Regions from separate parts of the Homo sapiens genome. Here regions 1 and 2 are each linked to region 3. A link is a loop called in an ENCODE intact Hi-C map of the cell type or tissue named here. Cell type or tissue: heart left ventricle. All regions are shown on one strand. Region 1 has its middle 31 kb from the start of RBM24. Region 2 overlaps CAP2 (cyclase associated actin cytoskeleton regulatory protein 2). Region 3 holds the start of CAP2 (cyclase associated actin cytoskeleton regulatory protein 2).

The links. Hi-C counts contacts between places; a loop is a spot of excess contacts. Peaks named below come from ENCODE experiments on the same cell type or tissue, not always from the same donor. Only the 100,000 strongest peaks of a DNase experiment are listed, where the experiment ranks them.
Region 1: a loop joins it to region 3, with 2.7 times the contacts of the local background. A loop is called at or near these places in 6 of 110 quality-filtered maps.
Region 2: a loop joins it to region 3, with 2.1 times the contacts of the local background. A loop is called at or near these places in 5 of 110 quality-filtered maps.

The regions. Positions count from the first base shown.
Region 1 is chr6:17,308,041-17,316,040 of GRCh38, reverse strand. No RefSeq gene overlaps it. Among named protein-coding and RNA genes, the nearest start is that of RBM24, 31 kb to the right of the region's middle. RefSeq lists a cis regulatory region at 4,078-4,088 and enhancers at 4,011-4,155, 3,532-4,731. In heart left ventricle, no CTCF peak of the experiment used is centred here; no DNase peak of the experiment used is centred here; H3K4me3 peaks cover 794 bases; H3K27ac peaks cover 1,557 bases.
Region 2 is chr6:17,466,109-17,474,108 of GRCh38, reverse strand. All of the region lies in intron 4 of CAP2 (cyclase associated actin cytoskeleton regulatory protein 2), which reads right to left. Among named protein-coding and RNA genes, the nearest start is that of CAP2, 77 kb to the right of the region's middle. In heart left ventricle, a CTCF peak has its summit at 4,508; no DNase peak of the experiment used is centred here; H3K27ac peaks cover 1,539 bases.
Region 3 is chr6:17,389,166-17,397,165 of GRCh38, reverse strand. CAP2 (cyclase associated actin cytoskeleton regulatory protein 2) reads right to left here and starts at 3,571. Exons shown (of 13, transcript NM_006366.3): 1 at 3,420-3,571. In heart left ventricle, no CTCF peak of the experiment used is centred here; DNase peaks (open chromatin) are centred at 3,235 and 3,555; H3K4me3 peaks cover 2,622 bases; H3K27ac peaks cover 2,161 bases.

The DNA of each region.
Region 1 (8,000 bases), 81 kb after region 3:
AAACCATTGAACTTGGCCAAGTCCTGTGGCTCACGCTTGTAATCCTAGCACTTTGGGAGGCAAAGGTGGGCAGATCACCTGAGGTCAGGAGTTCGAGACCAGCGTGGCCAACATGGTGAAACCCCATTTCTACTAAAAACACAAAAATTAGCCTGGCGTGGTAGTGCATGCCTGTAATCCCAGCTACTCAGGTGGCTGAGGCATGAGAATTGCTTGGACGCGGGAGGCAGAGGTTGCAGTAAGCCGTGTGCCACTGCACTCCAGCCTGGGCAATAGAGCAAGACTCCATTTCAAAGAAAAAATAAATGAATGAATCAAAGAGAACTTGTACCTCCCAGTCATACCTACCAACCTACCTACATGTGTGCCCTTACAGTTTGTCTTCTCTCTTCTTACCTGGATGACTGCCCACATTCCAGCCTCTCCAGGTGAAACCTAGATCATCCCCTCTGCCTGTCAAGGACATTGCTCCTGCAGTTGTCTATACTCCTGCATCATCAGTATTCTCACTCTACTGGCTAATTCTTCTTCTTTTATAAACACACTACAATCATCTATTGTAAATTGCGCTCCTTTGATCCCTTCCACCCCCTGCTTCCCTTAATGGAAAATTTCCCTTTGTCTGTCTTGTCTGTGCTTGCCATCTCCTTTCTCTTTATCTCATTCATTCATGAGCCCAACATAAGCTGACTTTTGCTCCCATACCTTCACAAAATCTTTCTTGTCAAAGTCACACTAACACCATATTGCCAAATCCCGTGTTTATTTCCCCGTTCTCATCTTTCTTAGCCTATCGTAGCATTTGACACAGTTGACTACTTCCTTCTTCTTGAGGCAACTTCTTCACTTGACCTCTCACTTTTCCTTAGCGACTCCTCAGTGTCTGTCTTAGTCTGTTTGGGCTTCTGTAACAAAATGCCATAATGCATGGCCAACATGGTGAAGCCCCATTTCTACTAAAAATACAAAAATTAGCCTGGTGTGGTAGCGCATGCCTGTAATCCCAGCTACTCGGGTGGCTGAGGCATGAGAATTGCCTTGTAGCTTAGAAGCAACAGAAGTTTATTTCTCACAGGAGGCTGGGATGTCCCAGATCAAGACATTGGCAGACTTGGTGTCCAGTTCCTCATAGACAGAGCCTTCTATCGTGAGGCAGCTTTCTGGAGCCTCTGTCTCTCTCTTTGAAACAGAGACTTTGTCTGCCAAGCTAGAGTGTGGTGGCGTGATCATAGCTCTCTGCAGCTTGGATCTTCTGAGCTCAAGTGATCCACCTACTTCAGCCTCCCAAGTAGCTGGGACTACAGGTGCATGCCACCACGCCTGGCTAATTATTTTATTTTTTGTAGAGACAAATGTCCCTATGTTGCCCAGGCTGGTCTCGAACTCCTGGCTTCAAGTGATCCTTCTACCTCAGCTTCCCAAAGTGCTGGGATTACAAACATGAGTCACCGTACCTGCCTCTGGAGCCTGTTTTTATAAGGGCACTAATCCCATTCATAAGAGGTCCACCCTTGTGATCTAATCACCTCCCAAAGGCCCACCTCCTAATTCCATCACATTGGGGATTAGGTTGTCAGCATACGAACTTGCAGGGACACAAACATTTCGTTCCACAGCAATCTCCTTCCCTGGAATTCCCCTTTCTTCCTTACCTTTCAGTGTTGACATCTGAAATGCTAAGGACTCAGTTCCTTCTCATTGTCATTAACACTCATGCTGAAGGGGATCTCATCCAGTTCGAAGCATTTAAATACTGTCCTATCTTTAGGGCTCATACACAATAGGCTAGATTTTTCTACACACCACCCTCAAATCTCAGTCATTTAGAACAACAAAGATGTTTCTCTTTCACTGTAAAATGTCCGTCATGAATCAACAGGGGTATCTGTTCATCATGGTCGCTCAGGGACATGGTGAATCATACTCTTTTTTTTTTTTTTTTTTGAGATAGAGTATGGTTCTGTTGCCCAGGCTGGAGTGCGTGGTGCAGTCTTAGCAACCTTGGCCTCCTTGGTTCAAGCAATTTTCTGCCTCAGCCTCCTGAGTAGCTGGGATTACAGGCGCCCGCTCCCACAACTGGCTAATTTTTTGCATTTTTAGTAGAGAAAGGGTTTCACCATCTTGGCCAGGCTGGTGTTAAACTCTTGACTTTGTGATCCACCCACCTCGGCCTCCCAAAGTGCTGGGATTACAGGCGTGAGCCACTGTGCCTGGCCGAGAATCATACTCCTTTTTTTTTTTTGAGACGGAGTTTCACTCTTGTTGCCCAGGCTGGAGTACAATGGCATGATCTCAGCTCACCACAACCTCCACCTCCAGGGTTCAAGCGATTCTCCTGCCTCAGTCTCCCAAGTAGTTGGGATTACAGGCGCCCACCACCACACCTGGCTAATTTTGTATTTTTAGTAGAGATGGTGTTTCTCCATGTTGGTCAGGCTGGTCTCGAACTCCCGACCTCAGGTGATCCACCCCCCGCTTGGCCTCCCAAAGTGCTGGGATTACAGGCATAAGCCACCGTGACCAGCCCATACTCTTAAAGCTTAAGGATTCTGCCTGAAGTGAGACAGCCCCTTCCACCTTCATTTCATTGGCTATGGCAAGTCACATGGCTGTGCCTAACTTTAAGGGGGTAGACAAGAGGGTCCTACCATAATGGAAGGAGTGAACTAAAAATATTGGTGGGCCAGGTGCGGTGGCTTATGCCTGTAATTGCAGCACTTTGGGAGGCTGAGGTGGGTGGATCACCTGAGGTCAGGAGTTCGAGACCACTTTGACCAACATGGCGAAACCCTGTCTCTACTAAAAATACAAAAATTAGCTGGGCATGGTGGCACACACCTGTAATCCCAGCTACACGAGAGGCTGAGGCAGGAGAATCGCTTGAACCTGGAGGCGGAGGTTGCAGTGAGCTGACATCTTGCGACTGCACTCTAGCCTGGACAATAAGAGCAAGATTCCAACTTAAAAAAAAAAAATTGGTGAATAGCTTTAATGATTACAACAGTTCTCACAGTTTTGTCTCAGACCCTGACATCTCTGCTAAACTCTACACCGGTGGATGAAACTGCCTGCTTGGCATCTTCTCTTAGATACTTAATAAGCAATGTGGCCAGGTGCAGTGGCTCACGCCTATAATCCCAGCACTTTGGGAAGCCGAGGTGGGTGGATCACCTGAGGTCGGGAGTTTGAGACCAGCCTGACCAGTATGGAGAAACGCCGTCTCTACTAAAAATACAAAATTAGCCGGGCATGGTGGCACATGCCTGTAATCCCAGCTACTTGGGAGGCTGAGGCAGGAGAATTGCCTGAACCTGGGGAGCAGAGGTTGCAGTGGGCCGGGATCGCGCCATTGCACTCCCACCTGGGCGACAAGAGTGAAACTTCATCTCAAAAACAACAACAAAAACCTACTCTTTATTGAATGCTTATTACTTGCTTTGCTCTATGCTTTACATTATCATACTTTATGAGACATTTCCCCCATGACAGAGAAGGAATGGAGACTCAGAGAGGGTGTGTAACTCTCCTGAGATCACACAGCTGGCAAGTGGTAGAGCCTAGACCCAGTCCCAGGTCAGTCTGCCTCCAAGTTCATGCTTCTAGCCATCATACACTAGCGAATTTGTCCTGCCATGATTTTGGCAAAATACCGAGTGAGCAATCTATTAATGCACTCTTAAATTACAACCTAAAAGTAAGGAAGGATTAATAATTAACTGTTGCCATAAAGAAGAACTGGGCGGACCTAGAAGATTGTGAGCTTTAAATGGAATGGAAAATATATTTGGGAATTCGGAGGATTTTCAGTCTTCCATATTGGATCTAAAACCACCCAGATAAACATTTCTATACTTAAACAGTGACCTGATAACAAGCCCAGTGTGCGAAAATAACTCAGTGCTCTTGATCAGTCTTAAAGACAAACAAACAAGCAAACCTCAGGTCAAAGTGTGTTTTTGACCAGACTTTGACCTTACTGAACTAGGCTGGCTGAAAGGGCATTAGTATGTTGAATGTATCTTCTAAAATTGCTTCTGATCTCAGCTATTGGGTGATGTAACCGGAAAGTTCAGGGAGTGCTGCGTCATGCTGAGCATATTCTGTTTCCCTGGAACGAGGGCCTCATTGGCTCTGTCTTCTCCAAACAGCAACATGTCTTATTAATAGGGTTCTTTCTCCACAGGGCCATAGATTATTGATGGAGCTCACTGTTAGGCAAGGCCTCCTGTCACCCTAGACAACACAGCTCTTCAGCCTCACTTCAGCGGGCACAGATGTCTCCGTATAGCAGCCCACGTGCGTGCTCGCCCAAGGCAATGTGAGGGTGGCTGTCGTTCAAGCTGCTGCTCAAAGGCAGAGTGCCTTTTCTCAGGCTGAGTGAATAGCAGAGGTATCAGGTGAGCTTGAAAAGGGAGGGGAGGGACACTGGCAATTATTGTCATTGTTCTAGATAGACATCATTGCTGGATGTCCCTCAGGTTGGCCGGGAAGCTCTCGCTGGACCCCAAATCCTGATTGTAACCTGGCTGCATTAAAATACCTTCTCTTCAAGCTCTTTCTCATGTCTTTCTTCATTTAGGCATTTTATTACATGCAAAAATGCACTGAAATGCACAAAGCACCAGGTCTATTGTAAGATAAAGTAGGTTACCAAAGAAATGCTTGTTTAATTATTTTTCCTGTCTTCTTTTCATATATACTTTAAAAGCTCCTCTGATAGGAGTGTAGTAGGAGGGACTTGAACTAAAATTGTAGTGTTATTATAACTGAAGGAAGGGACTCCTGAGGTTACCTAGCCCAAACTCTTGGAAGAAACTTAAGACGAAGAAATAGACTTGCCCCAGCACATAATGATGAATACTGGTGGAGCATGAATTGAACTTGGAGCCTCTAGCTTCCCAGTCCCATGCTCTTCTCATCATACAGCCTGCTGGCTTCCTCTGAGCCTGGGCTCCTACCTTGTATTGTTAGGATTTCCTCTGTGCTCCTTAGATCTGGCTATTTTTCCTCTGGTGTATATCACAACTCTAGGAATTTGGACTCCCATCCTAGTATCTGGCAAGTTGATTATTAGGTTTAGAAAAAGCATCAGTCTCCTAAAAAGTTGGGTGATGAGTCACATATCATAACTATTTAACATATCCTACTCACATTTGCATTTCTGTTTTATTATTAAAGCTAATCTGTAGGCCAAGCGCAGTGGCTCACGCCTGTAATCCCAGCACTTTGGGAGGCCGAGGCGGGTGGATCACCTGAGGTCAGGAGTTCAAGACCAGCCTGGCCAAGATAGTGAAACCCCGTCTCTACTAAAAACACAAAAATTATCTGGGCATGGTGGCGGGCACCTGTAATCCCAGCTACTCGGGAGGCTGAGGCAGGAGAATCACTTGAATTTGGGAGGCAAAGATTGCCTTGAGCCAACATCACACCACTGCACTCCAGCCTGGGCAACAGAGCAAGACTCCATCTCAAAAAAAAAAACCAAAATAAAAAAAACAAATCTGTAATACGTCTGATACTAAGAAGTAACCTCTTGCGCAGATACATCCAGGGGCTCTGTCACTCATAACTTAACACACCAATTCCTATTATTCACAAATAAGCAACAGCCAAAGAAAGAGGAAGATAATTTATATTTTATAAATTAGACATTGGGATGAAAAAAAGCATTAAAGATAAATGAATTTATATTGGGGGGGAAAACTGTTAATGATGATCTTAAAACTTTGTTTTAAGATGACATCAAATACCTCTTATTCTTTTTACCAGAAGGTGGGGTCAAAGTCGCTGCCATTGAGTTTGGGTTGGGACTCACTTGGAATTGACAGAATGTGATGGAAGTGATGCTATGTAACTTCTCAGGCCAGGCCCGGAGAGGATGTGCAGCCTCCACCTTGTTGATGGGAAACATTTGCTTTCAGAGTTCTGGACTGTTCTGTGAAAAGTCGTCTAACAGCCCTGGGGCAACCATGCTGAGACACTATTGTGGAAGTGATCTTCCAGCCCCAGCAGTTCAGGCCGCCATTCTAATCATCCCACTGATTGCAGAGTAGACTCTAAAGAGCAGAGAAGATCTGTCCCCACTATGCCCTTTCTGAATTTCTGATCCACAGGCAGCAAGCACAAGAAAACTGCTGTTTCTGGCCAGGCGCCGTGGCTCATGCCTGTAATCCCAGCACTTTTGGGAGGCTGAGGTGGGTGGATCACCTGAGTTCAGGAGTTTGAGACCAGCCTGGCCAATATGGTCTCAACTAAAAATACAAAAAATTAGCTGGGTCTGGTGGCACAGTCCTATATTCCCAGCTACTGGGGAGGCTGAGGCACGAGAATCACTTGAACCTGGGAGGTGGAGGTTGTAGTGAGCTGAGATCACACCACTACACTCCAGCCTGGGCATCAGAGCGAGACTCCATCGAAAGAAGAGAAGAACAGAGAGAAGAGAAGAACAGAGAGAAGAGAAGAGAACTGGGTGCGGTGGCTCATGCTTGTAATCCCAGCACTTTGGGAGGCAAAGGTGGGCAGATCACCTGAGGTCAGGAGTTCGAGACCAGCCTGGCCAACATGGTGAAACCCCCGTCTCTACTAAAAACACAAAAATTAGCCGGGTGTAGTGGTGCACACCTGTAATCCTAGCTACTTGGGAGGCTGAGGCAGGAGAATCGTTTGAATTCGGGAGGCGGAGGCTTCAGTGAGCCAAGATTGCGCCATTGCACTCCAGCCTGGGCAGCAAGAGCGAAGCTCCGTCTCAAAAAAAAAAAAAAAAAAAAGGAAAAGAATTGCTGTTTCTATTTTTATTTATTTATTTTTAATTTTTTTTCGAAATGGAGTCTCACTCTGTCGCCCAGGCTGGAGTGCAGTGGAGCAATCTCAGCTCACTGCAGCCTCAGCCTCCTGGGTTCAAGTGATTCTCCTGCCTTAGCCTCCTGAGTAGTTGGAATTACAGGCATGTGCCACCACGCCCCACTACTTTTTGTATTTTCAGTAGAGACGGGATTTTGCCACGTTGGCCAGGCTGGTCTCAAACTCCTGACCTCAAGTCATCCACCTGCCTCGGCCTCCCAAAGTGCTGGGATTACAGGCGTGAACCACCATGCCCAGCCTGTTTTTATTTTTACACTACCAAGTTTGGGGGTGGTTTATGATACCTCAGTAAGTAACTGGAACAGTTACATAGTTCAATGCTTCTCTTTGCTTAAATTTATGATTCTTTATACCATGTTGCATGCTATTTTTATTTTGCCGCCTTTAGCGAATATCTTGCCTCACTCTCTGATGCACTTGCATGTTCCTGTAGCCTTTCTACAGTTTTTATGCTTGCATCCATATCAGTGTTAACTAACATCTCTTCTATGTCTGAAAAAAGAAGAATCTATAAACATATACTGGGTGCATCTCACTCGACCTGAGTTCATGAAAATGATTAAAATTTTACCATTACCATTGCAAATAATTCCTCTGGGATGATTATAAGAAAGATAAGTGATCTATAAAATAGTGAAAATGTTAATTTTAAGAAACCAGCTTCAGCTGGGTGCAGTGGCTCACGGCTGTAATCCCAGTACTTTGGGAGGCTGAGGCGGGCGGATCACGAGGTCAGGAGATCGAGACCATCCTGCCTAACAAAGTGAAACCCCGTCTCTACTAAAAATACAAAAAAAAAAAAAAAAAATTAGCCGGGCGTGGTGGCGGGTGTCTGTAGTCCCAGCTACTTGGGAGGCTGAGGCAGAAGAATGCCATGAACCCACGAGGCGGAGCTTGCAGTGAGCTGAGATTGTGCCACTGCACTCCAGCCTGGGGGACAGAACAAGACTCTGTCTCAAAAAAAAAAAAAAAAAAAAAAAAACCAAAAACCAGCTTCCACCATTTTAGTTACTCCTACTTTATTCTAATAGAGATTTGAAAAAGTCAGTTATTCAAAGACCTAGTAAAAATTAAGAACATCAAGGACGTGTTAGGAGTCGCAGACTGGCTATTCCACAGAAGCAAAATCCCAGCAATGT
Region 2 (8,000 bases), 77 kb before region 3:
GAGGGGCTAAAAAATGGAAAATGGTAAACTTTGGTCTTTATTATTCTGGCAATGTTGACTAGCTAGTTCAAAATTTTGTTTTCAAATCTCTGGAAGGCAGAGTGTATTTCAATTAGCTTGGTTTACAGCAGTTTGTCTTCTCCTAAAGACAATTATATAAAATTTATTTAGATTATTTGTAGTTTTAGTACTTATGGAAGTGCCTGCATTTTCAATTAAGAGCTAAATATACAAATTAAAAGTACTGCACAGTGAAGCTTCAATCGAGCCCTCACTGGTTGGTGCACATAAACACTAATATCAAATGATGGTTTTGTCATGTGATCCACCCCCCAGCACATACAAATATAGAACATGACCATAAAAAGTAACGAACCATGCCCTCTGCTAAGTAATTTATGACAGCAGATCCAGACTGGAATGCCAGCTGGAATTACCTTCTCCTTGCCTTCAATTTTCACATATACAGCTTTGTACAGATGACAGAAGCTATGTTCTGCAAAGAGGATCTAAGTTAAGGCTGCTGAAACAATTAACAAGTAGCAAATCCAAATAAAAGGTCAAAATATGTTTGGCTTTTAAAAAGATTTGTTGAATGACACAGTGACCTCTTTCTAAATTACTTTTTGATTCAGGTCATGAGAGAAAAACTTGCAACTCTTACACTTTTTATATCAGATTGATGGTGGCTAAGCAAGCAAATATTGAGCTTCACAGTGTAAAATGATAGATCGTTGATAATTATTTTATTAAAAACACAAAGTGACCTCAATATTTAACTAAATGGAGAATAAAAAATTCCCTAGTCAAATATTAGTACATACACAGTTTTATCATTTATGTAGCATTTGCCATCAAGGCAGTCTGGAATTCTAACGAACTTAGTATGGAACAGTTGATCAAACAAAGGATATTATCCTTCTTTATTAACCTTTACCCCTCAGATAATCTCTTGAATCCCCAGGGTGTGATAACCACCTCACTTCCTTTGGGCAGCCATTCATTATCTAATTCATGTCTTATACAAAGAGAGATGAGCTAATGTGCCTTATCAGATTAAAAAAAAAAAAAGGTCACCATGAGTGATGTTCCAACAGGACAGGATCTTAGCAAATCCCTTCTGCCTCCACAGTCCTGGGTTTCTAAATACCTATAAAGCTACCAACTCATAGTCACAGCTCACAGGCTCACCCACAGCTTTATGTTGCTAAAGCAAACAGTCTGGGCAGAAGAATGACAGAATTACTCTCTTTTCTGATTACCTCCCTCTCTGCATCCTGATAAACTAATGATTAGCTTTCCTGTTGGGATTCAGCCCTGACTGGGTAGCTTCAGGCTGTCAACTCAAGCAAACCCTGATGATATCACACAAACCCCTGCCTCTCCTTCCTTCCTTGGTGTTTTATTGTGTGTTAACCAGCATCTACATCCAGCACGGGCAGTAGCCGTCACATGCTAGCCACCATGTAATTACCAAGGTAATTCTCTTGCCATTGGAAGGCTCATAGGAAAAGGAAAAAAGCCTTCTTTTTGCCTCACTTCTCCACCTTCTGCTACTCAGAAAGCTGCTGTTTACATAAAAGCAATCTTGTAAGTATCAGAATGCAATTGGTTTTTACCTATACTACATAAATTATATTTAAGCAGATATTTTAGTTGAACTTAAACTAATACACTTCTCCAGAAATTAAAAGCATATATTGCCTTTGGGTGCTTTTGTGTTGGTAGTGAAGAGAGCCAACCCATTCAGCACTATTTTTTTTTTTTTTTTTTTTGAGACGGAGTCTCGCTCTGTCGCCCAGGCTGGAGTGCAGTGGCGGGATCTCGGCTCACTGCAAGCTCCGCCTCCCGGGTTCACGCCATTCTCCTGCCTCAGCCTCCCAAGTAGCTGGGACTACAGGCGCCCGCCACTACGCCCGGCTAATTTTTTGTATTTTTAGTAGAGACGGGGTTTCACCATTTTAGCCGGGATGGTCTCGATCTCCTGACCTCGTGATCCGCCCGCCTCGGCCTCCCAAAGTGCTGGGATTACAGGCGTGAGCCACCGCGCCCGGCCCATTCAGCACTATTAACAGAGCAGAAACTTACGCATATTTATGAAGTGAGACTATCGAGGTAATTTGGAAAAGCTCATAAAGTGAGTCACTGGTTTAGATTCTAAGGTGCTACTCCTTCCTGAAACTGTCAATCCAGACCACTGGGAAATACCACGGCTAAATGGCTAAACTGAAACATAACTAAGCGTGATACAAAGAATGAAACCTTTTTTTTTTTTTTTGAGACGGAGTCTGGCTCTGTTGCCCAGGCTGGAGTGCAGTGGCGCAATCTCGGCTCACTGCAAGCTCCACCTCCCGGGTTCATGCCATTCTCCTGCCTCAGCCTCCTGAGTAGCTGGGACTACAGGCACCCGCCACTATGCCTGGCTAAATTTTTGTATTTTTAGTAGAGACGGGTTTCACTGTGTTAGCCAGGATGGTCTCGATCTCCTGACCTCGCGATCCGCCCGCCTCGGACTCCCAAAGTGCTGGGATTACAGGCTTGAGCCACCGTGCCCGGCCTAACTTTTTTACCTTTTACTTCTCTTGTAGCTTTTTTCTACTTCCAAGATCAATGAAACCGATATTTAAAAACCCATTAAAAATCCTTGCTGTGCACATATAATTAACAGTAGTTACTCAACAGAATATTTTCTTCATGCCTTTGTATTAAGAAAAACCCAACTTCATAGCAATATTTCAAAATAGACATTTCATTTTACATTAGGGCCAGAATTACTTTATTGCATTATGTTATCTGTCATATGGCCCTTGACAACAGAACTTAGCAGCACTAATCATGGCCAAATCTTTCAGGAAGATTCAGCAATTCTGATTGAGCAATGCTATGACATTTTCTGGGCATGGACTTAAGAAACACTTGGGAGTTTGGCTCTGTGTTCCTTCGTTTGCTTTTCCTTTGCAATTTCTAGACCTGCCACTAGCACCAAGTAATTTACCCAAGGTATGCTCTGAGATCAGTCACATGATTACTTTGTTTGGCATTTTAAAATACTGGACAATAACTTGACACCTTATCGTTATGGTAAAACATTTTATAGGGAAAAAGTATAAACTCACTGTAGTTAAAAGAAATTTTGAAATATCGCATACATACATAGATACATCTATTTATACCCAAGTGCAATAAAAATTCAGCTGTTAGATTTCAAAGTCTTTCTTGTCTTTCCCTGGACAGCTAGAGAAATGGGGTATTAGTCTGGAAAATCCCTATGAGTTTTTGGAAAGACAATACATTTCCACAGAGAAAGAGCTCATTTTAGCCAAACCAAGTGACTCACTCTGGTGGACTGGCCAAATGCTCACCAAATCTGTTACTTCTTCCTTCCAGGCATAGAGGTGGGTTAAATTCCCCAGTCTCCTTTGCAGCTAGGAATGACCAGAAGACTGAATGAAGGTGAGGTGACATAGGCCATTTCCAAGCCCAGCCCATAAAACCTTCCTGCATTCTCTTTTCCAATTCAATGGCTGAGGAATTAGAGGAGTTGGGTGCCCCAAGATGGAAGAAGCCTGGACCCTGAACTACCATGTGGAAGAATGGCAACCAAAAACACTGGAGCAGACCTTATGTGAACAAGAAAAAAAATCTCTTCTGTTAAGCCTTTGAGATTTGGGGACTTTTTGCTAAAGCAGTCAGACAACACTGACTAATAATGAACTTTTCTAGTCAGTCACATGACCCTCGCCTGCTTTTTCTCATTTAATCCTCACAATAACCCTTTGAGATAGGAATTATTTGTTATCCCTATTTTAAAGACAAGAAAACACGGGCTTAGAAAGTTTAACTGCCTTCCCCCAAGTGGGTAACTTGACAAGTTGGTTTGGTTAGAGTGGGTCAGTGGATTACCAAGTTAATTCTCCAGTAGATACCGAGAAAAAGATAGAAGATTCTCAAACTTAGAAGACATAGATGAATTCGTTTTTCTCGCATTTGGATTAGCAGAGCTAATGAGTAGAAAATGTGAAATTCAAATCCAAGTAGGCCCAAGTCCAAAGTTTCTGCTCTTGACAACCCTCACAAATTAATATGTTTTATTAAAATCCTGAACATATTTATGCCCACTAATAATCTGGATCTCTCATGCATCTAAATAATTAGCTTAAGTCCTAAGATCACTGCCGCTAGGCTTTTTTGCTTAGTTTAATGTGAACAAATTATTAACAAATTTGATGACTGCTCCATGCCTTAGAAAATCCTTATGGAGAAAGTGCTGAGCGGAGGACTGTGCTGGGCATGTGCATTCACTCAGAGATGGAGGAACGGCCAAGAAGGTTCACTAACCTTCCTTCTCCATCTAATTTTTCAGATTGTATAAACAATGAAAGGAAAGAGAATCAGTTTTAGATGCCTGCTTTATGCACAGGAAGGCACTATTTCCCTTTAAAGTACAAGTTCAAATAAAGACAAGAAAACGAGAGGGAGGATAGTAGAAACGCGCTCTCTGTCTCTCTCTCTCCCCCTTATGGAGGAATACAGAACTCAGACTTCCTAGATAGAATAAAACCTACCAGGCAGCCAATGACCATAAATCATCTTCCCTGAAGTTGAAAAACTTAAGATTAATTTTTTCTCTATGTGCAGGTACATATTGATTCCATGCAAATACACACACACACAGACACACACACACACACAGACACACACAGACACACACACACACAGAGATCATTTCACTGTCAGGTCTTAGCAGCACGAGAAATGCTGGAGAAAATAGGGAAAGTGTGAAGGCAGCAGAAAGCCTGCTGTACTTATGGCCCCTCAGCTATAGTTCTCCACCCTCCGGGTGCTTCTCTTCTGCTCCTGCAAACTACTCAGGGTTAGACTGGTGGGACATCAGTGGGAGACCTCCCAGGAATTCCCCGAATGATAGTCTTCCTTGGGGTGGTGCCCATCAAGGCATCAGATGCGTGGTTTACAAAAGGTTACCTCTGCAGCTCGGGCGAGAGTTTTGGAGTCACCCATGGTTAAAATTGTTAACACTCTTGTTTTCTCATCTCTCCCAGGTGAGGTGAGGTGAGGTGGCCTCAGGCCAAAAAACACTTGTTCATGTCAACTCAACACTTTCTACAATTTTATTTTGACATACAACTCTTATAAATGACGTGTAGTGTGGCTCTTACATGTAGGGTCTGCAAAAAGGACTCTGGACAGTGAATAAAGGAATGGGTCCAGGTCTACATCCTGGGGCTGGATTATTAATGTATCACTGAATATTGTTTTTTACGTTTGAGAACTAGAAATAACATACTTCCTCTATGCTCACCTGCTGTAAAAGTAAATGAATAGTTGAGCAAGCCAGGGTGGGGGCTTCTTGGCCATTTTCCATGTGAGAATCCTTCCATCAACTGGAAGAGGATGGGCTTGACAAATTCTAGACTATAAGAAGTGCTGTAAGAACTGGGCCATTCTTTTGCTCAAAGGTTATTTATGTAAAATACAACAAGGGGAGACAAGAAAAGCTGAGATGCTTTGCAAATATTTTATAATGTGTTTTGTGTCATGAGCATGTAATAAATCAATGAGAAAGGTGCTTCTGAACTGCAAGGTGTGACCACTAGTGCATCTTAAGATCAGTTCAGTGGGTGATGACCACAGCACAGCATAGACTAGAAGAAAAATGTCAGAATGCAGCGCACATGGTAAGAATACTGTTTTGTGAAACTGGGTGGTAAAGTAAAATATCCTTTTTTCTGTGGGTCAAGGCTGAAATGTTGAAATGTCCTAGTATTAGAGAATGCAAGAGACCTGTTTCCTCATTGCCAAAGTGAGAAAGGAAATTTGAAATTGGGGGTCACCATTGTCAATCAGGGCTGTCAATGAATCCTTTATCCGGCTTCTGCCAGGATAGATGGAAGGGTGAAGGTGGAGGAACTGAAGGGCACATTGTGGTCTATGGCCTGTGGTCTTATTAAAAAAAAAAATTCAACATGGATAGAACTGGAGATTGTTATGTTACGTGAAATAAGCCAGGCACAGAAAGGCAAACATTGCATGTTCTCACTTATTTATGGGATCTAAAAATTAAAATAATTGAAATCATTGACATACAGAGTAGAAGGATGGTTACCAAAGGCTGGGAAGGGTAGTGGGGGAGCTGAGGCGGGGAGGTGGGGATGGTTAATGGGTAAGAAAATAGTAGTTAGAAAGAATGAATAAGGCCTACTATTTGATAGCATAACAGGGTGACTGTAGTCAATAATAATTGCACATTTTAAAATAACGAAGAGTAGGCCGGGTGCTGTGGCTCATGCCTGTAATTCCAGCACTTTGGGAGGCCGAGGCGGGCGGATCACGAGTTCAGGAGTTCAAGACCAGCCTGACCAACATAGTGAAACCTCATCTCTTCTAAAAAATAGAAAAATTAGCTTGGTGTGGTGGCGTGTGCCTATAATCCCAGCTACTCAGGAGGCTGAGGCAGGAGAATTGCTTGAAGCTAGGAGGCTGAAGTTGCCGTGAGCCAAGGTAGCGCCACTGCACTCCAGCCTGGGTGACAGAGCAAGATTCCGTCCCAAAAAAACAAACAAACGTTAAGAGTATAATTGGGTTGCTTGCAACACAAAGGATAAATATTTGAGGGGATGGATACCCCATTCCCCGTGATGTGGTTATTATGTATAGCATGCCTGTATCGAATCATTTCATGAACCCCATAAATACATATGCCTACTATGTACCCACAAAAAGTTTTTAAAAATTCATTACCTTAGAGTTCAGCAACAAGGGAATTGAGAGAATCCCTATTAGTTTTCTATTGCTGTGTTACAAATTACCACAAACTCAGTGGCTTAAAACAATATCCATTTATCATCTCACAGTTTCTGTAGATCAGAATTCTGGGCCAAGGCAGAGCTAGGTTCTCTCTCAGGGTCTCACAAGGCTGACGTGAGCCACAACCGACCACTCATGTTGGTTTAGTTTTGCCTTATGCTGTGGCAGCAAGAGTGGTCACTTGCATTCATTAGCAGGATCCAAGGGACTCCCTGGAAGGTTCTCCAGCCCTGAAAGATCTTCCCTCCCCAATGCCCAAAACTCCTATTAAAGATTAATTCTATACTCTTTTCTCTCAGAGCCCTGTTACAACACTAAGTAAATAATTATATGAGTCATTATTTAGTAACTCATCTACTAGATACTAAGCTGACTTGCAACAGATAGCTATATAGTGCGCACAAGAAATAAACCTCTGCAGTTGTCCATCACTAAGATTTTAGAGATGTTTGTTACTGCAGCATAACACGGCCTACTTTGCTACAGAAATGGTAGGAGAAGAGAATATGAATTCGAGATTTGACTACCAAGGGATTCTGTGCTTGTTGGGATTGTGGATGGCAATGACTAAAGTCTTGCTGCTCAATGTGTAGTGAGAAATCAGCAGCACCAGCATCGCCGGGGAGCCTGTTAGAACTACAGACTCTTGCACCCCACTTGAGACCAACTGAATCAGACTCTGCACTTTAACAAGATCTCCAGATGATTCAAATGAATACTGAAGTTTGAGAAGCAGTGGTCTAGAGACCGTTGGAAATGAAATTCTGAAGCACCTGAAATAAATCTGAGCTTCAATTGTAACAGTGAGAGCCATCCATACAGCACAGGATCCAAAGTGTGGTCTCTGGACGAGGAGTATCACATCACCTGGGAACATTTTAGAACCGCAGAGTCTTGGGACTCAACCAAGACCTACTGAATTGGAAGCTCTGTAAGTGGGGCCCAGCAGTCTGAGTTCTGACAACCCTCCAGGGAACTGTCATGCACGCTAAAGTTGGAGAATCACTGTTGTATGTCACTGAGAGCTGAAATTACAGCAGTTAATTCTCTTCCTCCTGAAAGAAGGAGGACAGTAAGACACAAATGGTTATAATAATTGTTCCTATGAGAAAATACGATCTGCATTATGATACTGATCTTTAAGATGCATCTTCTAGAATGCATACTGGGTGGAT
Region 3 (8,000 bases):
ATCTCTTGAACCTGAGAGGCGGAGGTTGTAGTGAGCTGAGACTGTGCCACTCCATTCCAGCCTGGGCGACAGAGAGAGACTCCATCTCAAAAGAGAATGCGAGATTATAAATACCTTTTTTCATAAACCAAAAAAACAAACCTAAACACTATTGTTTTGGAATACATACACATGTGATAAAACTGTTTTACAATAAACCAGGGAATGATTAACACAAAATTCAGGGTTGGGAGGGACATGAGAGCAGGCACAGAGGAAAAACACAAAGATGCAACTGGATACTAACAATCTAGTACTTTTTCCCCTAGTTTTCTGTTTATTTTCTTTAACAATTTTATTGAGATGTAATTCACATACCACACAATTCACCCATTAAAGGTGTACAACTCAATGGTTTTTAGTATATTCACAGATACGTGCGACTATCACTATAGTCGATTAGAGGATATTTTCATGTTTCACCTCAAAAAGAAACCCTGTGACCTTTATCTATCACTTCCCTACTCAACCCACCTCCAGCCCCTTCAGCCCTAAGCAACAAAAAATCTACTTTCTAGCTGTATACATTTCCTTGGTCTGGACATTTTCAAATGAATAGATCATACAGTACGTGATATTTTGACTGGCTTCTTTCACTTAGCATAATGTTTTCAAGATTCATCGATGTTGTAGCATGTATCAGTACTCCACTCTTTTTTATGGCCAAATAATATCTCGCTGTATGGATATACCACCTTTTATTTATCCACTCATCAACTGATAGTCATTTGGTTTGTTTCCACCTCTTGGTTATTATAAATGGTGTTGCTGTCAACATCTGTGTACAGGTTTTTTTGTGAGCATATGTTTTAATTTCTCTTGGACATATATTTACAATGGAATTGCTAGGTCATATGGTAACTTTATGTTTAATTTGAAGAACTGCCAAACTTTTCCAAAGTGAGGGCACCATCTTATATTCCCATCGGTGGTGTACAAAGGTTCCAATTCCTCCACATCCTCACCAGTATTTGTTATTATCTGACTTTTTGATTATAGCCATGCTAGTGAGTATAAAGTGGTATCCCATCGTGGTTTTGATTTGCATTTCTCTGATGAATAATGATGTTGAGTATCTTTTCATGGGTTTATTGGCCATTTGTATATCTTCTTTGGAGATAGCTATTCAGATCCTTTGCCCATTTTTAAATTGGATTATTTTTCTTTTTATTATTGAGTTGTAAGAACTCTTTATATGTTGTGGATACAAGACCCTTATCAGATACATGATTCCTAAATATTTCCTCCCATTCTATGAGCTATCTTTTCACAACTATCTAGTTCTTAAGCCCTAGTTTATAAACCTAGTGATGGGTTCACAGGTGTTCAGTTGAACATAATGTTCATAACTCACCTAGACTTAGCGTATTATTTTTACATATAAAATGTTACATAATAAATTAAAAACAAAACAAAACCTCATGAATAAAGATGTTAGGAAATATTCAAAACAAAACAAAACTCCATAATGCTCAAAATAAGTTAATGCTTTTCTGGAGGGTATTTAACTTAACTGCCAAGGTATAACAGGCACTCAAGAGAATGTGGCCCATTAATCCTTTCAATAGGCTCCTCTCCAGATTCTAGCACAGAATCAATCAGTGGGAGTAGCAAACTACTACTAGAAGGACAAATCCATTCCCTTCTCTCTTACTTTTGTGTTTTCTGCTCCTCCCTCAAGCTAAGAATAGTTTTTACATTTTTTAATGCCTGGAAAAAAACAGAAGAATATTTTGTTACTGGTGAAAAGTTCAAGGTTCAATGTCTGTAAATAAAGTAAAACACAAACATACCATTCCTTTAGGTATTGTCTTTAGCTGCTTTCAAACTATAACTGTGGAACTGAGTAGTTGCTAAGGAGACCATATGGCCTGCAAAACCTACATGTTTACTATCTAGCTCTTAACTCAAAGGTTTACCAAACCCTACCCTGTATCAACAAATTAAATTACTTCTCACATTAACGATGGGGAACAAAAACTTACTTCCTACTAGCAAAGACCACCTTGATAATCACCTTCCTGATTTCTCATAGTCAACTTCTTTTTCTCTTTATCCTTAAGAAGTATTTATATGACACTTTGATTGTAATGTTATTAAGAATTTTTTAAATTTCGGGATTCATGGAGAAGTCGCCTTTCCTTGCAAAATATGCAGTATATTCAAGAAGTCATGCTCCATCTACACTTAAGGTACTGAATTAACTATTTCACACACTTTTATTGTCTATCCATTACATGCTGTGAGCCAAATACTGTTTGGTGCCGTAGGAACTACCAAACAACCCATCCTTGCTTTCAAGAGGCTTGCAGTCTAATTAGACTCTAGTAACTATAAATCCAATTCTCTAAAGTTCACTCTACCGTTGTAATTTTACACTAAGTGGGCTTAGATAGTTTACCAAGAATTCTAAGGAACATAGCTTCAATGAAATCTACAGAAGCAGTAAGGAAATAGGAGTACTCAGTAAACTACAGTGCTCAAGTCCCAGAAGCTTCTGCATTTCCATAACTATAAAACCAAAGGTCCTAGATGTTTTTACCAAGTGTTCATCTCCACTCTGGCTGTTTGGACCTAGTCCCGGTTCAACTTCCTAAATGCAGTCACCCATACATACTCATTTTTAAGAATGCATCCATTCAAATATTGCTACAACTTGCAGCGAACACCACTCTGATGAGAATAAAGAAAAGGCCATCTGCAGGTTGATTTTTGGCCCTAAAAGTGATGATACGGCGGCTACTTCCACGAACACCCCTCTACCCAAAGCAGTCAGAGAGCCAGCGGCGGGTGCCGTTTTTCCGAGCCGTTCCCCCAGTCTCAGTTGCCTCTGCATTTTTTAGAAGTGACTCATCGCCTCAAGTCAGGTTCTGCAGAGGGGAAGCCAGGTCTGTTTCTTTCCAGCACTTTCTGATCGAGGTGGCTCTGGTCAGAGCCGGCGCAATGACTCCCACCCCCACCCCCCTGGAAGACTCACAGCCCGGTGGACGAGACCCCCCAAAGTTAGAGCGGCCGGGCGGGCGGCGGCGCTGGGGTGGGGAGGCCGCGGCCGCCCGCCAACCCCGGGCAGCTCCTGCCCGCACCCCGCCTTCCGAGCGGCCAGGACGCCGGAGCTGGGGAGGCGGGGGCAGGGCGCGCCGCTCCGCTGACCCAGATGGGAGTCCGCCCGCGCCCGCGCCCCGCGCCCGGGTCGCCGCGCCCCGGCCCCCGCGCCCGCGCCGCCTTTATTCCCCTCGCGCTGCTGCCACAGCCGCAGCGTCCCGGCCGCTTCCCTACCCCACCCATCGGGCTCAACTTGCCAGCGCCCGCCGCCAGGCGCCCCCCGCACCTGCACCCCGACCCCTCCCCGCCTCGCCGGGCCCCGACCGCTGCAGGATTACCTGCTTCGCTGCCCTGGGGTCCCGTCCTCGGCAATGCAAATCCGTGGTCGGCCACTCGTACCCTCCTCCCGCGGCCCTCCCCTTCTCCTCCCCTCTCCCTCCTCCCAGCTGAATAGGAGCCGGTGTCAGTCACGCTGCTCCAGGGGAGAGTCGCCGGCAGCTTCCGGAGCTCCAAATACAGACGAGCTGAGGGGGGAGAGGGAGAGCAAAGCCACGCGGGTGGGGAGTGGAAATAAAGGGGAGCAGAGAGGAGAAGGGGGTGGAGGAAAGGAGGGGCAGATGGGCCGTGGGAGAAAAGACAGGGAGATGGGGAAGGCAGAGCCAGGGAACGCCAGCCTGCCTGCCAAGCGCCAGGCTATGCGAGAAATGGATTCAGTGCATGAGGCAGTATTGCAAAGAAGTCTGGAAAGATCCGGAGGCTCCTGGCTGAAGGAGGCACAGATAGGTTGGATACCCGAAGATCTGTGCAGAGAAATGGGTAATGGATCCTTAGGAATCAAGAGACGGCATGTGTGTCCCCAGACCCAATATGAGGATAAAGGCTCTGGGAGGAGAAGGAGCTAGACAGCTAATGCTTTAGCGAGACATCAAGACTGAGTGCACTCATAGTGCGTGTGATGACATTTTTAAAAAGTATTTTATAAACAGCAACTTTTTAAATGTCCTGATTATTTAAAAATTAAAGTAACCAAACCCACTTGGCTTCTTAAGATGTGCAGCATATTTGTGGCCACTTCCCCTTTATATATTGATTATAATTGCAAAATTGGAGGCTTTTCTCTTAACGTCATTAGAAGGAAAGCATTGATTTTCAATTTTCATCAAAGTTTATTTCAGTCTAAAAAAGTGACTTGAAGCTCTTTATTGAATGAATGCCAGGAAAATAATTGCAGAAAAGAGAAAAAAAGAGGGGAAATGTAACTGATATCTTCTGAAAGTAAAATCTCCAAACAATAAATATGAGATGAATTTCTTAAAGGCCAATATTCTCTGTCGATGTTAAAATTGCACATAAGTTGGTTCTGTACATTATAAGGCTTATTCTGACCCCATAGGTCAGCACTTATACAAAGGTCATTCCAATTACACATTGCTCTCTGCTGACAGTAATGAGGTGCAGTGAGTCTTTGCTTCCCTTTGTCTGGAAAGAAGGGAAACAAAATGACATAAACATTGATCAATGAGTGCGTACATTGCATAAAGCCAGAGCCAGCACCCTCCCTATCCTGTGGATACCTTGCATATGGCGGGCATTCAATATGTTTGTATTAAATAATGAATGAATGGATGGATGGATGAAGTATGTATGCATTTAGAACATTTGTGTTCCAGAAATGCAGAAAAAATATATATCCATAAGAATCAATGTGTGCAGGATCACAGGGAAGTTCCAAGCATCCATTCATATGACTTTTTTTTAGCACTAACTTCAACAAACATTAGCACAGTATTTCCTTAGCTACATCTGTTTTTTATTGGAGTATAAAGTATTATGGAGTCTAAGAGTGGATGAGCCACAAATCCTGTCTTTAGGTTGATAATATAGTAGGAAGATGTGAAGAGTATAAAAATAACCACAGTTCTAGGAATGTCGTAAAAAACATTCTAAAAGAAGTATGAACAAATTTCCATGGATGTTCAGAAGAAAGGAAGGTTGCTTCTAGACTGGGGATTAGAGAACACTTTCTGATGGACATGAAAGTTGAGTCTTCATGCGGAAATGAGACATTAAGAGTGGATTGTGGAGGAAAAACCCTCAAGATGATGGGCAGGGACAAAAGTGGAGAGGTAATAAAGGATGGCATGTATGAAGGACAGTCTGTGAGTTTAGCTGGATTGGAGGGCTGTGGAAGCCAGGTATGGAAGGAAGGTTAGGCCCTGGCTGGTAGAGGCCTTCAATCTCAGCCTAAAATGTTTGAAGCCTAAGTAGTAGGCACTGGGGGACTATTGACCATTTTTGAGCATAATCATGATAGCAATGGTTAGTTTGGTGGTGGTATATAGGACTGGAAAGAGATAGGAGGCAGGGAAATCCACTAAGAAATAACTAGCTAGTCTGGAGGGGAAAGTAACGAGCCTCAACTTGAAGCCTGAACTCTTCCCTTAACTAGCCCTGTCATAGCATCTGTCTGCTATATGATGTCTCCCCAAAAGGGCTAGCCCCCAGTGAACACTTCTTCCTCACAACTCTTTGATACTTATTGTCCATATTTTCCAATTGGACCTATACATTCCAGGAAAATGGGGATTAGGTCTGTTTGGTTAATTGCTATTTTCTCAGGCCAGACACATGAAGATCACTGACTACGTATTTGTTGATAACATTTTCTTGTACAGGATTAGGTCAGAAAATAGTGGAATTGGAAAGAAGAGGACAGTAGCTGGGCTTTTCTAAATCTTTTCAGTTCCCCTTGAGATTCCAGCCCAAACCTGCCTTTCTCCTTAGCCCATGATCTCATGATGTGCCAGACAAGGAGGCTGATAACTGTGTTAACTTCTACTCCTTCAACTTTTCTCCCCTCTACCTCAAAATTTCTCCCGTCATCTCCTTTGTCCTGCATATTTCTTTTGAGTTGATGTCTCCTTCCTTGTCATTGCTAAAAGTATTCTGGTCTCTTCTTCCACCTTGTGCCCTTGTCCTTGCATTCTGAGCCACCTCCTCTGTACTGAGTTTGTCCCCATGGATTACACTCCAATTGCAACAGCGAAGGCTGAACTCAAGGGCTGATAACACAGTAGACTCAGGGGAAAAATCCTTTTTTCCCTATTTAACCTATGGTTAGAATGATTCTACTGCTCTTTTACCTTTGTTTATATGAAATAAAACTTTTTATGAACTCTTTTATGTAAGGGGCTTTGCTAGAATCTCAACAGAGGAGGTGACCCAGGACCTCAACATTCTATAAAGCTTATACAGTACAGTAGTCCCCCCGTATCCACGAAGGATACGTTCAAAGACCCCCAATGGATTCCTGAAACCACAGATTCGTATTGAGGCTTCTATACAGTATTTTTTTTCCTATACATATGTACCTATTATGTTTAATTTATAAATTAAGTACAGTAAGAGATCAGTGATAACAATTAATAATAAAATAGAACAATTATAACAATATACTGTTGTAAAAGTTATGTAAATGTAGTCCTTCTCCCTCTCTTAAAATATCTCATTGTAGTATACTTGCCCTTCTTCTTCTTGTGGTGATGTGAGATGATAAAATGCCTGTGGGATTTAATGAGCTGAGGTGAATGACGTAGGCATTGTGATGGCGTGTCAGGCTACTATTCATCTTCTGATGATTATGTCAGAAGACAAGTCACCTGCTTTGAGTGATTTTATCAGTTTGTTCTTGCATTGCTATAAACAAATGCCCAAGACTGGGTAATTTATAAAGAAATGATGTTTAATTGTCTCATGGTTCTACAGGCTGTACAGGAAGCATAGCGGCTTCTGCTTCCAGTGAGGCCTCAGGGAGCTTTCAATCATGGTGGAAGGCAAAGGGAGAGTGAGGCATCTTAAGTGGCAGGAGCAAGGGGAGGAGGGAGGGGCCACACACTTTTAAACAACCAGATCTCACGAAAACTCACTATCGCAGGACAGCACCAAGGGAGGATGGTGCCAAACCATGTGAAACTGCCCTCATGCTCCAATTACCTCCCACCAAACCCCACCTCCAGCACTGGGGATAACAATTCAACATGAGATTTGGGTAGGGACACAGATCCAAACCATATCAGTGACACTGGATCATGGAGTCATTACCATGGCTATGGTTGGACGCAGGAGCCGATGATGTCAACACGCAGATAGCTTGGACTGCAGGGGTATCCAATCTTTTGGTTTCCCTGGGCCACAGTGGAAGAAGGAGAATTGTCTTGGGCCACACATAAAATACTAATGATAGCTGATGAGCTAAAAAAAAATTATATATATATATATAAGTGTCATAATACTTTAAGAAAGTTTACGAATTTGTGTTGGGCCACATTCAAAGGCATCCTAGGCTATGTGTGGCTCACAGGCCCCAAGCTGGACAAGCTTGTTAGACAGCATAAATATACTGGGCAAAGGGATGATTCACAAATGGACAGGATGGAACAGGATGGCTTGAGATTTCATCACCCTACTCAGAATGGAGCACAGTTTGAAATTTAAAATTGTGTATTTATGGAATGTTCCATATAATATCTTCAGGCTACAGATGACCATGGATAACTGAACCAAACTAAACAAAACCACAGGCTGCTGTATCAGATGGCATCCCGGCTTCTATGGTCTCTTCTCCAGATCTTCTCCTGAGGGCCTGTTTGACCTGAGACACAAACAGCCTCATTCATCAGAATCATCTGGGTAGATCATGTTTGGTAGGTTTAGCCTTTTGGAAATATCTTCTTTTTTAAAAGACCATTTATGATGGCCGTACCTTAACTCAGATTCCAGGTATTGAAGTCGGGGTGGGTTAGAAGAAGGTATTTGAGAAGAGGAAGGAGGTGCCTGACACCACTCAAACCACTGTGTGTGTCTCTAATAATCTACCTTGTGGATAAAATTGTCCCCACATAAAATTTATGTAACTAAAA